2 separate regions of the Mus musculus genome follow, and region 2 is linked to region 1. The links are chromatin loops, found by intact Hi-C in ENCODE. Cell type or tissue: left cerebral cortex. All regions are shown on one strand. Links, peaks and the distances in the headings refer to the core of each region. The heading gives the core; the rest is flanking DNA. Region 1 has its middle 15 kb from the start of Ly6m. Region 2 has its middle 21 kb from the start of Gm52219.

Region 1 (2,803 bases), core at 20-2,519:
CACAGGCTGCCTGGTGGGACAGGCTTTCATTGATTTATCTGCCAAGGTGAACCTAGCAAGATGGAGGAGTTTGGGGAGATGCTCCTCTGTGGCAACCAAATGGACTTCTCTTTGCAACCATGACAACCAAATGGACTTCTCTTTGCAACCATGTCACCCTCCCCTGTGGCAAGGCCACAGATATGTAGCTGCAGAGCACAAGTCTGTTGGACTGGTGGAGTGTTTTTCTATCTCTGAGGTGATGGAATGGCTGCTGGACCGTGTGCCCAGCCATGATTCAAGACTCTAATGATGGAGCTGATAATTTAAAAACCCACCAAGCGGTTGTGGGGACTAGAGGAATGGCTCAGTGGTTAATGGTGTACACACTGCTCTTACAGATGATATGAGTTTAGTTCCCCAATTGAGTTACCCTAGGGAGGCTTGAAGCCCTCAGTTTATCCTAACACACACATTCCACCCTCCTACACACACACACACCATTCACACATACACCATACACACATGCACACCACATACCACATTAAACAAACACACACACTCATACTTTGTTTCTCTCTCACAAACACAAACACACCATTATACCATGTTCAGAAGCAACACTCATGAACATACAGGCACACCACATACAACATATTTTGCAAAGCATGCATAACACACGTACACACCTTTGTACATCATACACACAATATTCATACAGGGATTACATATAAATGCAGATCACATACCACAAAACATCATTTGTATAGCACAGGATATGTAGAAACCTTCTATATAGAACCACACCATATACAACACATGGACCAGACAGGATATAACACTGCACACATACTACCCACATACTGCAAAAGGCCCCCACACACATCACATACACACCATGGGCTTACACTTTACACTACAAGCACACCCATGCACATAGTTCTTTGAATTCTATTCAAATTATTTGCTGGCTTATCACATGGCCAAGACTGAAAAAATACCATGGATGTGAGAGCCGTTGCCACCAGGGGGCGCATGTAGCCTAGCTCAGGACCCTGTAACATCGTGGGAACTTCAGCTCCACCTGGGAATTACACAGAGCCCAGAGCTAAGCCTGATTCCAGCTGCCCTATGTATGAAAAATAGGAGGGGCTGGGGGTGAAGTGAGGGTGGTGCTTTCAGCCCTCGAGCTGGCCACCAGCTTAAAGCCACGGGTCTTGCCACGGAACAGCAGGAGACTACAGAATCACGCATGCAACCCCTCTGTCTGCCCAGCAGTAAGCGGAGGATCTTGGCACAATGATCCCCAGAAACTAGCCTGGAGTCTCAGCTCCCAGAATACAGAACCAGAGATAGCAATCACAGGGCCCCAGCAGATTCCCCGGGGCCCCAGGATGGGCTCAGAGACTGTTCTAGAAGTTTCTGCTGCTGTGACAAAGCACTGACAGACTCCAACTTGGGGAAGGATTTATTTACTTACTGGCTACAGTCAACCATCAGGTGAATCCAAGGCAGGAACTAAAAGCAGCAGAGGACCGCTGCATAATGCCTTGCTCTCCTTGGCTTGCTCCGGCCCAGGCCCACCTGCATAGAGATGGCCCTGCCCATCGTGGTCTGGGTTCTCCCACATCAATTACTGGGTAAGACAGTGCTTCACATGTTCACAGTCCAACCTGATAGCATCTGTTTCTCAGTTGAGGGTCCCTTTCCCAAATATGTCAAGTTGACAACCAAAATTAGCTAACACAGAGACCTTCCTGCATTCAGGCTGTCCTTCCAAGTGGAACCTAGAAGCCGCCTCTGGTGTGCTGGGCTCTCCAGTGCCCATGAAGACTGGCAGGGGTGTGGGTGACGTGGGGGGGGGGAGGGCTTGGTCGAGAAGGGGAAGGAGGGAAGAGGATAGGTCCAAGCCCCCAGTGGGAAGTCCAAAGGGGCCCAGGGAGCCCCTAGAAACTGAGGTACCAAGCCCAAGCTGTTCATAGCCGCCCAGTGTGTAGAAGACTTAGCATCTCAATGAGAGACCTAGGCCAACAGACTAAGCACCCTTTGAGGTCACAGCAGGGTTTGGAGGGAGCAGAGGAAGGTCCTCTGGGGAGGATCCTCAGCTGGCAAGAGCAGGAGACAGAAGTGCCGAAAGGACTCAACACCGCCAAAGCCCGAAGAAATATGTCTGTGGGTGCTGGAATGCAGTGGGTTCGTGTGCCTGGGCCATGAAACAGATGACTAGGACCTAACCTAATCCAGCGTGGGCAGGGCAGGTGGCTCCACACTGGCACCTCACCCTAGGCCTGAGAGCCCGCCTTTGTTCTCCCCACCCCCTCACCTCCCTCCTCACTTCTGGAAATGAAACTCTGCCCCAGGCTCCTCCCCTCCCTCCCAAAGCCCCGCCCTCAGCCTGGACTCCCTCTTCTGCTCTCCTGGCTACCACCTCCCGTGGGAGGATTCCAGCAGAACCTACGGGCTTGGCTAAGCCCCTCTGGCACGTGGAAAGCCAGGATGAATGGGGATACATGAAGGAGTGGACAGAGCCAAAGTTTTACAGAGCCATCCTTAACCCCAAGAGACAGATGGCCACCAAGAGGGTAGGAGGGTAAGGTCAGTAGAGCCTCCAGGCAGAGAGCTACAGTAGGAGCCACCAGTCGGTCGGGCAAGTAGGTTGGGCAAGTAGGTCGGGCAAGTAGGTCGGACTGCCCAAGCTGCTTCGCTGATTCTGGGCGTAAAGCGCTTGGTCTGGTACGCTCTAGATGTCCAAACGGGATTGGCTTGCTGCAACCCAAGAATGCACGAGGCCAGTGACCCGCCTCTTCAAGCCCTCCTTGATGTC
Region 2 (2,803 bases), core at 252-2,751, 190 kb after region 1:
AAAACTAAATAAGGTAGTAACTACAATTTCATCTGCTGTACCATCAGTAGCTACATTACTTGAGCAAATTAACACATCTCCTGGCACCTGGTATACATCTATTGATCTAGCAAATGCCTTCTTCTCAGAACTTGTCCCTAAGGACCACGAGAAGCAATCTACTTTCAGTTGGCAAGGAAGCAGTATATATTTACACTTTTGTCTCAATGATATTGTACCTCTACAGCCCTGTGTTATAATGTCGTTAGAAGGGATCTTGATCATTTGTCTCTTCCACAAAATATCACATGGGTATACTTACTATATTGATGACATTATGTTGATTGGACCACGTGAGCAGGAAGTAGCAATCACTTTGGACTTATTGGTAACACATATGCATATCAGAGGATGGGAAATAAATCCAACCAAAATTCAAGGGCCATCTACCTCAGTGAAATTCTCAGGAGTCCGGTGATGTGGAACATGCAGAGATGTTCTTTCTAAGATGAAAGATAATTTACTGCACCTGGCCCCTCCTACCTCCAAGAAAGAAGCACAACATTTCATGGGTCTATTTGGATTCTAGAGACAGCAAAATCCCCACTTGGGTATGTTGCTCAAGAGCATTTACCAAGTGACTCAGAAAGCTGCTAGCTTTGTGTGGGGCCTGGAAGAGGAGAAGGCGCTCCAACAGGTCCAGGTTGCTGTGCAAGCTTCTTTACCACTAGGACCATATGACCCAGCAGACAGGATGGTATTTGAGGTGTCAGTGGCAGATGGACATCATGTTTGGAGCCACTGGCAGGCCCCTGTAGGTGAATAACCGAAGAGACCTTTGGGATTTTGGAGCAAAGCTCTAACATTATCTGCAAACAACTATTCTCCCTTTGAAAAATTGATCTTGGCTTGCTATTGGGCCTTAGGCAAAACTGAATGTTTGACAATAAGACACCTAGTTACCATGCAACCTGAATTGCCCATCATGAGCTGGGTGTTATCAGACCCTCCAAGTCATAAAGTGAGATGTGCACAACAGTGGTCTATAACCAAATAGAAGTGGCTTGTACATGATCAGGCCTGAACTGGTGCCAAAGGCACAAGAAAGTTCCACGAAGAAGTTGCTCAAATGCCTATGGTTTCTACCACTGTTACAGTGCCCTCTGCTCCAAAGCATGTAACTATAGCCTCATGGGATGTTCTGTATGATTGGCTGACCAAAGAAGGGAAAAGTAAGACCTAGTTCCCTGATGGCTCTGTTCATTATGCAGATGAAGTGGACACCTGCAGCATTACAACCCCTTTCCAGGACAACCCTAAAAGATACAGGTGAAGAAAATCTTCACAGTGGGCAGAACTTTGGGAAGTACTCATGGTATTACAAGTTGTTTGGAAGAAGAAATGGCCAGATGTACCATTGTTCACTGACTCATGGGATGCAGCCAATGGGTTGGCTGAATGGCCAGTGACTTGCAGAGATCACCATTGGAAAATTGGTGAAAAGACATCTGGGGAAGAAGTATGTGGATAGATCTCTCCAAATGATCAAAGGATGTGAAAATATTTGTGTCCCATGTAAATACTCACAAAAAGGTAACTTCAGCTGAGGAGTTCAATAATCAGGTGGATAAGATGACCCATTCTGTGGACAGTAAGCCTCTTTCTCCAGCCATCCCTGTCATTGCTCAAAGGACACATGAACAAAGTGCCCATGGTGGCCGAGATCAAAGTTATGTTTGGACTCAACAACATGGACTTCCAATCACCAAGGCTGACCCGGCTACAGCTGCTGCTGAATGTCACATCTGCCAACATCAGAGACGACACTGAGCCCCAGATATGGCACTATTCCTAGAGGTAACCTGCTAGCAACATGGTGGCAGGTTGACTACATTTGACCACTTCCTCCATGGAAAGGGTAACATTTTGTTCTTACTGGAGTAGAACCTTAATTCCTTTAATGGATTTGCCTTTTATGGAGGTAATGTTTCTGCCAAAACCACCATCCCTGGACTAACAGAATGCCTTATCTATCATTGTGGTATTCCAGACAGTATTGCTTCTGACCAAGGAACTAATTTTAATGCCAGAGAAGTGTAACAGTTATAGCATGATCATGGAATCCAGTAGTTGTACCATGTTCCCCATCATCCTGAAGCAGTTGCTTCAGTTGGTTTGTTAGGAAGATGGAATGGCCTTTTGAAGATGCACTTACAGCACCAGTTCTGTGTCAGCAGCATGGAGGGCTGGGGCAGAGTTCTTCAGAAGGCAGTTGATGCTTTGAATCAGCATATGATATGTGGTATGGTTTCTCCCACAGCCAGGATCCATGGGTGTAGGATCAAGAGGTGGAGAAGGGAATAGTTCCACTCACTATCAGTCCTAGTGACCCTCTAGGAAAATATTTGCTCCCTATCCTCACAATTCTAGGTTTTGTTGGCCTAGAAGTTTTGCTTCCAGATGGGGTAGTGCTCCTATGAGGAGCCACAACAAACATGCCATTGAACTGGAAGCTCAGACTTCCCCCTGGTCATTTTGGGCTTCCAATGCCATCAAAACAACAGGCTAAGAAAGGATTAACATTGCAAATAGGATGGATCCCCAGGTGAGTCAGCCTCTAGATGGTCCTTTCCTCAGTCTACTCCACACTTTGTCTCTGTAACTCTTTCCCGGGTGTTTTGTTCCCCACTTATAAGATAGATAGAAGTATCCACACCATGGTCTTCCTTCTTCTTGAGTATCAGGTGGTTTGTGAATTGCATCTTGAATATTCAGAGTTTCTGTGTTTCTTGGCTAATATCCACTTATTAGTGAGTGCATATTA

The links. Peaks named below come from ENCODE experiments on the same cell type or tissue, not always from the same donor. Only the 100,000 strongest peaks of a DNase experiment are listed, where the experiment ranks them.
Region 2: it touches region 1 in a loop (2.1-fold over the local background); 2 of 42 quality-filtered maps call a loop at or near these places.

Annotation. Positions count from the first base shown.
Region 1 is chr15:74,895,497-74,898,299 of GRCm38, forward strand. No RefSeq gene overlaps it. Among named protein-coding and RNA genes, the nearest start is that of Ly6m, 15 kb to the left of the region's middle. In left cerebral cortex, for the core only: a CTCF peak has its summit at 1,006 (motif pointing right); a DNase peak (open chromatin) is centred at 1,013.
Region 2 is chr15:75,080,805-75,083,607 of GRCm38, forward strand. No RefSeq gene overlaps it. Among named protein-coding and RNA genes, the nearest start is that of Gm52219, 21 kb to the right of the region's middle. In left cerebral cortex, for the core only: no CTCF peak of the experiment used is centred there; no DNase peak of the experiment used is centred there.